Regions from separate parts of the Homo sapiens genome. Here all the other regions are linked to region 2. The links are chromatin contacts, found by Hi-C or POLR2A ChIA-PET in ENCODE. All regions are on one chromosome and are shown on one strand. The core of a region is the stretch at or near the end of the contact, and the rest is flanking DNA. Distances in the headings are between cores, read along the strand shown.

The links. A loop is a pair of places that touch in the nucleus more often than their neighbours do. ChIA-PET counts read pairs that join two places held with the same protein, here RNA polymerase II (POLR2A). Pooled maps may share reads with other maps.
Region 1: a loop to region 2 is called in a map of CD14-positive monocyte, with 2.6 times the contacts of the local background. The contact joins two enhancer-like sites. A Hi-C loop is called at or near these places in 1 of 168 maps with a recorded cell type or tissue (CD14-positive monocyte), 1 of 37 single-sample maps with no recorded cell type and 1 of 50 pooled maps. POLR2A ChIA-PET finds 5 or more read pairs at or near these places in 2 of 52 experiments (AG04449 and HEK293T).
Region 3: a loop to region 2 is called in a pooled map of ovary, with 2.3 times the contacts of the local background. The contact joins two enhancer-like sites. A Hi-C loop is called at or near these places in 1 of 50 pooled maps.

The regions. Positions count from the first base shown.
Region 1 is chr11:47,304,257-47,307,391 of GRCh38, forward strand. The region is part of intron 24 of MADD (MAP kinase activating death domain); the gene reads left to right. Among named protein-coding and RNA genes, the nearest start is that of MADD-AS1, 34 kb to the left of the region's middle. Within about 2 kb of position 1,640, at least 11 of the 41 ENCODE cell types and tissues checked have a DNase peak (open chromatin) inside an H3K27ac peak, as active enhancers do.
Region 2 is chr11:47,609,730-47,612,933 of GRCh38, forward strand. It overlaps a transcript of MTCH2 not described here. Among named protein-coding and RNA genes, the nearest start is that of C1QTNF4, 17 kb to the left of the region's middle. RefSeq lists an enhancer at 2,156-2,205. Within about 2 kb of position 1,947, at least 3 of the 41 ENCODE cell types and tissues checked have a DNase peak (open chromatin) inside an H3K27ac peak, as active enhancers do.
Region 3 is chr11:47,187,908-47,191,008 of GRCh38, forward strand. No RefSeq gene overlaps it. Among named protein-coding and RNA genes, the nearest start is that of PACSIN3, 3.0 kb to the left of the region's middle. Within about 2 kb of position 1,409, at least 7 of the 41 ENCODE cell types and tissues checked have a DNase peak (open chromatin) inside an H3K27ac peak, as active enhancers do.

The DNA of each region.
Region 1 (3,135 bases), core at 390-2,889, 310 kb before region 2:
TTTCGCTCTTGTTGCCTAGGCTGGAATGCAATGGCACTATCTCGGCTCACCGCAACCTCTGACTCGTGGGTTAAAGCAATTCTCCTGCCTCAGCCTCCCAAGTAGCTGGGATTACAGGCATGCGCCACCACACCTGGCTAATTTTGTATTTTTTAATAGGGACGGGGTTTCTCCATGTTGCTTCGGCTGGCCTTGAGCTCCCAACCTCAGGCGATCCACCCACCTCACCTCCCAAAGTGTTGGGATTACAGGTGTGAGCCCCCACGCCTGGCCCTCTATTGTATTTTTTAAACTTTGTTCATTGAATTATTCAGCTGCAAGATTTCTGTTTTTTTGTTATGATTTTTATCTCTTTGTTGAATTTCTAATTCATATCATGAACTGTTCTTCTGATTTTGTTGAATCATCTATCTGTATTTTCTTGTATCTCATTGCATTTCCTTAAGATCATTACTTTTAATTTATTTTCTGGCAATTAATTGATTTCCTTTTCATTGGGGTCTATTACCAAAGAGTTATTATGTTCCTGTGGTGGAGTCATATGTCCTTGTTTTTTTCATGTTTCTTATGTCTCTGTGTTGATACCCCACATCTGGCAGAACAGTCACTTCTTCCAAACTCTCTGGAGTGGCTTTCATAGAGAAAGACTTTCACATGCAGTTGGGTTTTAGTGTGCCAGTTGGGAAGGGTATGGCAACTCTGTTTCTGGATAGATGTAGTGGTATGTTTTCTGTGTAGCTTCTTCAGCTGCATTCAACATGAGCAATAACTATGGGTGCCTCAAGAGTCCTAGGCTATAGAAGTGTGGCAGTGGCAGTGGTGGTATATGTTGTTAATATCCTTGGTGTCAAGGAGTTTTGGAGTCCTCCTATTCTCATTTTCCTCACAATGGAGTGACTCAGCCAAGAGAATCCCTCTTGGTGTCAGGTCTGACTGACATGGCCTACAAGCAGCTGCAGAGGCACTGGGTTCCAGGTACAGATGCGTGGAGTAGCTGTGGAGTCAGGTTTCCAGGCTTAGGGTCTCACAAACCTATTGTGGCACCTGGGTATTGGGGTACAGATTTGCTCTCTGTGGCAAGGTTGGATGTAGGTTGCCCACAGAGCCAGGATCTGAGGCACCCGCTAGCAGCTCAGGCCCAGGGGACTGGCTCATAACTGTGATTCTAATACTGGGGGATAGGCCATAGCACTGGCCTTACTCTGTGGAAGAAGGGGTGCTCTGGAGGTTTGGGCCTAGGGAGCAGGGTACAGCTGCAATTCAGGGATCTGAGCCAATAGGGCTCAGTGGCAGCTCAGGTCCCACGGAATGAGGCACCATGTAGTAGTGACTCTAGACTCCAGGATGGTGGGGCTTGGCTGTATCCTAGACTCTGTGAAGCCAAGTGCAATGGCAGCGAATACCCCAGCGTGGCAGAGCACAGCTGTCATTTGGGCCCTGGGGGTCAGGGAGCAGCACAGCAATGACTCCACTCCCCAGGAAGAGGGTATCTTAGCAGCTCAGACTCTAGGGGCAAGTCCAGTTCCAGGGAAGCAGGGTACTGGAGTTGTTTGGCTAGGGCAAGGTATCTCAGCTCAGCCACTGCTCTGTTTCCTGGGACATGGGGTACTGTGTCAGCTCAGCCCTGGAATGCGTAGCTGCTCAGCTTGGCCAGCCACCAATTCCCCTGGGGACAATGTGCTGCTTTAGCACAGGCCTAGTGTGGGCATGACTGTTCTGGGTGACCCAGGCACAGTATCATTGGAATGCAGGGTGCCGCTTCAAGTTAGGTGCTAGGATGCATGACTGCCCTGGGTGGCCAAGGCACCATTTCCTGGGATACAGATTGCTTCTTCACCTTAGGCACCAGGGAGGCCTGACTGCTCTGAGCAGTCTAAGTACTGTTTTCATAGTGGATAGGGTACTGCTTCAGCTGCAGCCCAAGGGGAGTGGGGAGGGGTAGGTGGAGTGGCTCTGCCTCCACTTGGCCCCTTGGGGAATCATGTAATAGCTGCTCACAGCTTGGCTTAGATTGTCAAGACATCAGGCTAGAGTGGTTTGTTGGTGGCTTAGCCTCAGGAATGAAGGGGAGCTGTGGCCATCTGTCCCCAGAGCAAAACACAATCCCACTGTAGCTCCACTTCCAAGATGGCATAGCACAGTAGCTGCACAGGCCACAGGGGCTGGCGCATAGTATTGGCTCCTTCTCTGGAGGGAGCACAGCTGTATGGACTCCAGGCAGCTCCTTCAGCTGGGCTTAGTGCCTAGAGGACTGTAGGGAAGCCAGTGGTGAAGTCTGTAGGTGTCCAAGGTGCTGGTGGCAGTTTCTAGAATTGTCTTGCTTACTTCCTTGCTGTGGGGAGAAGTTCCTCCTTGTTCCCAGCTGATCCTAGATGGGGGAAGGGGGATGGGGGGGAGGCCTGATATTGCCATCTGTTCTCTATGTGGCCATCCTGAGTTTCTGTGCTCATCAGCATTCCTGTCACCCTTCTGATACACCCCCACAGTCTCCCTCAGTTATTTTTGTTAAAAGTATAGCTGTTTATTACTCTACCTCTCTTTGTGAGGGGGATGTGCTTTAGGGGCTGCTCGGCCATCTTGCTGACATTACTCCCCTAGGCTGTTTTTTTTTGTTGTAACTTTTTAAAAATGTTTATTTATTTACTTTTGAGACAAGGTCTTGCTCTGGTGCCCAGACTGCAGTGCAGGGTGCAGTCATGGCTTGGTGCAGTCATGGCTTACTCCAGCCTCAAACTTCTGGGCTCAAGCAATCCACCCACCTCAGCCTCCCAAGTAGCTGGGACTGTAGGCATGCACCATCCCTCCTGGCTGAGATTTTTATACTTTTTTTTTTTTTTGGTAGAAACAGGTTCTTGCTATGTTGCCCAGGCTGGTCTTGAACTTCTGGGCTTAAGTGATCCTCCTGTTTCATCCTACCAAAGTGCCAGGACTATAGATGTGAGCTATCATGCCTGGCCAAAGTGAGCTGCTTTAATAAGAGTATTTGAAATTATTCCAGTGTGTTTTAATTCCAAATGTATTAAAATAGGTATGATGGAGTATCGGTCTTGCAGGAAGCCATTCAGCTTCAGTGTGCTACCTTTTCTGGCATCTTTCTGGGACAAATTCGTATTTGTTCTATGCTGGTGAGCAAGG
Region 2 (3,204 bases), core at 697-3,196:
AGAGGAGAGTCATGGCCATCCTCTGTACCCTGGTCAAAGATGGTAGAACTCCAGCTTTATCTACTGCCTACTGCCTTGAGCTGGCAGCAGGAAGACAAGATAGAGGCTGCAGCAACAGCTGAGCAGAGATGATGCCTAAAGGCGACGGGAAAGAAAGGGAGGTGACAAATTCAGAGGCGTTTCTGAGAATCCAGCAGTGATTTTCTAGAAGCAGAGGGAGGGGTAGGGAGGACACAAACTCATCTCCAGGGTTTCTAGCTTGGGGAATAGGGGCATAATGCTGTGTTTATAATAGAATTTAGAGTGCAAGTACCACCACAGGCTTGGGAAGAGGGCTTGAGATGTAACTCAGTTTGGGGATCCTCAAGGACATTCAGTGGATATTCAGTGGATACAGCTAGGAGGCAGCTGACTTTGTTCAACACACATCTGTGGAGTCTCTACCATGTGCCAGTCCCTGTTCTAGGTGCTCATTATATGGCAGAAATCCAGCTTTGAAGAAAGGTTAGGACAGTAAGAGATGCAATTCCACTTGCCTCCAAATGCTTTAGCCTTTACTAACGCCGTAACTTTGCCCATATTATTGTCTATACTTGGAAAGTAGCCCCTCCCTTCTAATTCTTAAAATTCTAATAACTATCACATACCAAATATTTACTCTATGCCAGACATGGTACTAAATCTAATACTCTAGGGTGGGCATGGTGGCTCATCCCTGTAATCCTAGCACTTTGGGAGGCCGAGGAGGGTGGATCACCTGAGGTCAGGAGTTTGAGACCAGCCTGGGTAACATGGCAAAACCCCGTCTCTACTAAAAATACAAAAGTTAGCCGGGTGTGATGGCACGTGCCTGTAATCCCAGCTACTCAGGAGGCTGAGGCATGAGAATCACTTGAACCCAGGAGGCAGAGGTTGCAGTGAGCCGAGATCGAGCCACTTCACTCCAGCCTGGGCGAAAGGGCAAAACTCCGTCTCAAAAAGAAAAGAAAACTGTAATGAGTATTACTTTGCATTCTAGACATGAGGAGCCTGAGGCTTAAAATGACCAACTTTCCCAAGGTCTCACAGCTAGTGACAGCTAGAAATTGCTGCCATCCCATCATCCTGCCACCCAAGATCCCCACTATCCTGACAAAGCCACAATCGGAGCCGCTTCTTCATGAAGTCTCTGATCTCCCCAAATGGATGTAAGCTTTCTCTCTGTGCATCCCATGGTGCTTGGTTCCGGCTTCTCATGCCGTATCCTGCTTTGTAGAACCATCATCAGAGAGTGTTAAAAGAGCTTCAACGAATACCTTCTTTCAGGGCACCAGGCCTCACTGTTGTACATATGGTTTCACTTAATCCTCCAATACTCCTAGAGTTTTATGTTCTTGTCATTCTGCCTCCCTGTCAGTGGACAGTAAGCGCCAAAGAGGACAGGGAGATTATAGGCCTTTGCATCCTCTGCTGCCCCTCGCACAGAACTCTGCCCAAGCTACTCACTTAATGACTGACAGTTGCATTTATAAACTCTAAATGTGAGCCCCTCAGGGGGAGGAAAGGCATGAGATTCCAGCAAAAAGTGAGCAGTCTGAGGTGAGGCATGGTTCTGTTGTTTCCATCTTCACCCTCTGTCTTTTTTCCAGCCAAAGGACACTCTCACCAGTCTGATGCCAGAAGGGCAGGGCCCCGGCTAGATGGCCAGCCAGAGTAGGTGCAGTGCTGGCTTGTCCTTATCCAACCTCTGGCTCTTCATGCTACTCTGTGTGGAAATAAAAGCAATACCTAATAGATTTTCCATGGAAATGTGGCACTGCCAGGGAATAGTCCATTCTCTTGGCTGCCTTGGCGAGGCAGAGGCTGGTGTTACAAACTTTTCTTTCGTCCACGTGTCATCTTGGAGACTTGGAGAGAGGACAAGATTTGTTTCCTTATTTGCTGCCTCTCAGGAAGCTGCTGAGTCCTGAATAACATCTGCAGGTCACACTGGTTTCTCTTCCTCTTCTTCCACTCTCTCAAGTACCAACCTCTAACCGTATTGTGGTATGGTACTGATCGGAATCTACTTAAAAACATTCTTTTTCAGAGTTGCAATAAGATGATTCCAGAGCAATTACAGTTTTCATGCAAAATCTGCTTAGTTCCAGACAAGAGATTTGGTGCCCAGAGTACAGAGGACTCTACTTAGACCAAGGCAAGATGGGCTCTTTGCAATTCCATCTTATAATCATGGGACACTGGCGACCAGAACACTTAACTCATGCACTGGAAGGGGTCTCCCTAGGACCTCTCTCTAGACAGCAAATGTATGAGGAAGCTGTCATATGGGGAAGATTGGATAGAAGGAAAACTTTCACTCACTTTAGAAAATTAATCCTCATTCTTAGCCAAGATAGTCTCCTGAAAAGAAGCTATTTTTTGGCCAGGCATAGTGGCTTACACCAGTAATCCCAGCACTCTGGGAGGCCTAGGTAGGCAGATGGCTTGAGTCCGGGAGTTCAAGACCAGCCTGGGCAACAATATAGCAAACCCTGTCTCTACTAAAAATACAAAAAAAAATTAGCCAGATGTGTGGGCCGGGCGCGGTGGCTCACGCCTGTAATCCCAGCACTTTGGGAGGCTGAGATGGGCGGATCATGAGGTCAGGAGATCAAGACCATCCTGGCTAACACAGTGAAACCCCGTCTCTACTAAAAATACAAAAAAATTAGCCGGGCGTGGTGGCGGGCACCTGTAGTCCCAGCTACTTGGGGGCTGACGCAGAATGGTGTGAACCTGGGAGGCAGAGGTTGCGGTGAGCCGAGATCGTGCCACTGCACTCCAGCCTGGGCAACAGGGCAAGACTCCATCTCAAAAAAAAAATTAGCCAGATGTGGTGGCGCACACTTGTAATCCCAGCTACTTGGGAGGCTGAGGTGGGAGAATCATCTGAGCTTGGGAAGTGGAGGCTGCAGTGAGCTGAGACTGCACCACTACACTTCAGTCCAGCCTGGGCAACCAGAGTGAGACCCTATCTCAAAAAAAAAAAAAAAAAGAAGTGCTAATTTTTGGTTGGTGGTAAAAGAATCTCTCACTGGCAACTTCCCCTCCAGGGCAAAAATCAGAGTGCAAGATTCTGACTCCTTTCAAGTTTAAAGGGAAAAATAAGATGAGAGATGAATAGAAGGGGGAAAAATATAAAATGAGATGTCACATGTGACTTTTTCCTTTAAGTCAAGATCT
Region 3 (3,101 bases), core at 159-2,658, 420 kb before region 2:
ATGTGGTTTCTGAGACCAATTTCAACACCCACTCTCTCTTAGGGCTTGGACAAGTCCCTTATCTCTATTTCTACCTCTATAAAACATGACAGGTGACCAGCTGACCTTCCGCTGAGCCATGAGCCCCAGCTAATTAATGATTGTAAAAAACAACTGCAGATCAGAGGAGCTGGGAAAATGGCAAATCACAGCCACAGGGTTTTGTATTCTTTAAAATCAGTTAACATCCCTCCTAGCGCCTGAAGGCCTTTAGGCACCTAGACCGAAGTGTGAAAACACAAGAATGAAATTAATTACAGGAGCCACCTATTAAAACCTCATTAAAAATAAAGTTGGCAGCCAGGCTGTGGGATCTGGGAAAGCCAGGCCATAGAGAGACTCAGAAAACAGGGCTGTTCATCAGACCACAAAGAGAAGGGGATGTGGACTGGAAAACATCTGGCTTCCCTTGGGCTCAAGTCTGGGAGCAGAAAGCAGAAATGTTGCAGCTGATCTTAATTGCCCCTGAGGTACTGTAGGGGAAAAAAAACAACAAAATAAAACCCAGAGCATAGGGGGCTGCTTCTAAGCTGAAAGTAGACAGACATGCCTTTGGAAAGCCAGCTCCAAGCTAATGCTACCCCCAGGGCTCCCATTCTGCGCTCTATGGCCAGAGCCCTTAACATCCACACTGCTCCATCAGTGCTGTCCTCAACCCAGAGTTCAAGATGAGATGTCAGTGGACAGAGGGCTGCATAAAGACAGAAATCTGGTCGGGCGCGGTGGCCCACGCCTGTAATCCCAGCATTTTGGGAGGCCGAGGCGGGTGGATCATCTGAGGTCAGGAGTTTGAGACCAGCCTGGCCAACATGGTGAAACCCCATCTCTACTAAAAATACAAAAATTAGCTGGGCATGGTGGCGGGTGCCTGTAATCCCAGCTACTTAGGAGGCTGAGGCAGGAGAATCGCTTGAACCTGGGAGGTGGAGGTTGCAGTGAGCTGAGATCGTGCCATTGCACTCCAGCCTGGGCGACAAGAACAAAACTCCATCTCAAAAAGAAAAAGAAAAAAAATGACAGAAATCTAAGGCTGGGCACAGTGGCTCACGCCTGTAATGCCAGCACTTTGTGAGGCTGAGGCAGGTGGATCACCTGAGGTCAGGAGTTCAAGACCAGCCTGGCCAATAATGAAACCCCATCTCTACTAAAAACACAAAAAAACTAGCAGGCGTGGTCGTGGACGCCTGTAGTCCCAGCTACTTGGGAGGCTGAGACAGGAGAATTGCTTGAACCCGGGAGGCTTAGGTAGCTGAGATTGCGCCACTGCTCTCCAGCCTGGTCGAAGGAAACTTTCTCTCAAAAAGAAAAAAAGACAAATCTAGCAAGGCATTTGGCTCAGGGTACCAATGGGCAGATTGGTCCATAGCCAGATTTCACGCCACTCACAGACTCACCTTGAGTTTCTGGAATATCCTAACCACTGTGCCTTCATTTGTTTATTTATGCATTCATTCACCCAGCCAAGAAAACACTTGAGTTTTTACTCCATGCTAAGGCTATGCTAGGAATGTTGGGAGTACAAAGTTAAATAAGGCAGAGTCCAAGTGTACCGTAATGATGCAAGGCAGATAGGAAGTATTGAGAGAAAACAGGCAGAAGGGACGGCCTTTCACAGGACATGACACTGATAGGTCTTGATGAGTAGGAATTAGTCACGTGGACAGGCATTCTAGGCAGGAGCTTCAGGGTGTGCCAAGCCCCAGGGGTGTTACCATATGACTTTGTGACCTAGCAATTCTACTTTTTGGTATTTACCCTGGACGAACATGTACAAATGCAGAAAGAGGTACAATGATGTTTGCATATAGTACTGTTTGCAACAGGGGAGAACTGAAAACAAATGTTCATCATGAAGGCAATAGTTGAACAACCTAAAGTTCATTCATGCTGTGGATTACTCTGCAAAAACTCAAGAACAAGCTAGAGGCAGGAGTTCGAGACCAGCCTGGCCAACAAAGTGAAACCCCTTCTCTACTAAAAATACAAAAATTAGCCAGGTGTGGTGGCGTGTGCCTTTAGTCCCAGCTACTTGGGAAGCTGAGACAGGAGAATCGCTTGAACCCAGGAGGCGGAGGTTGCAGTGAGCTGAGATTGCGCCATTGCACTCCAGCCTGGGAAGCGAGAGCAAAACTCCATCTCAAACAAAAACAAACCAAAAAAAAAAAAAAAAAAAAAAAAAGAACAAGGTAGAGAGAGACATATTCTTTTTTTTTTTTTTTCGAGACGGCGTCTTGCTCTGTCGCCCAGGCTGGAGTGTAATGGCGCAATCTCAGCTCACTGCAACCTCCACCTCCCGGGTTCAAGCGATTCTCCTGCCTCAGCCTCCTGAGTAGCTGGGATTACAGGCACGTGCCACCACGCCTGGCTAATTTTTGTATTTTTAGTAGAGACGGGGTTTCACCATGTTGGTCAGGCTGGGCTCAAACTCCTGACCTCATGATCCACCCGCCTTGGCCTCCCAAACTGCTGGGATTACAGACATGAGCCACCGCACCCAGCCAAGAGATGTATTCTTATAAGAAGACCTCCAAGACGATGTCAAGGGAAAAAAGCAAAATGCAAAACACACTAAATCTTCACAGAAAATATACTTCATACTGATTTTGGCGTTTATCTTTAGGCAGAGGTCTAGAATTGGTAAGGGACATTTTTGTAATGTTAGAAAATTTACAATGAGAATGTACCTATGTGTAAATTATGTAACTAAAATTAAAAACTGGGGGGTGGGCGAGTGGGTATTTGTATCTAAAATAGTGCTGTCCAATTATTTTCTGCAGTGGTGGGAATGTTCTATAGCTGTGCTGGCCAATATGATAGCCACTAGTAGCATGAGACTGTTGAGCACTTGAAATGTGGCTATTGAAAACATAAACTTGCCGGGTGCAGTGGCTCACGCCTGTAATCCCAGCACTTCGGGAGGCCGAGGTTGGGTGGATCACCTGAGGCTGGGAGTTCAAGACCAGCCTGACCAACATGGAGAAACCCCATCTCTACTATACAAAATTAGCCGGGCATGGTGGCTCATGCCTGTAATCCCAGCTACTCAGGAGGCTGAGGCAGGA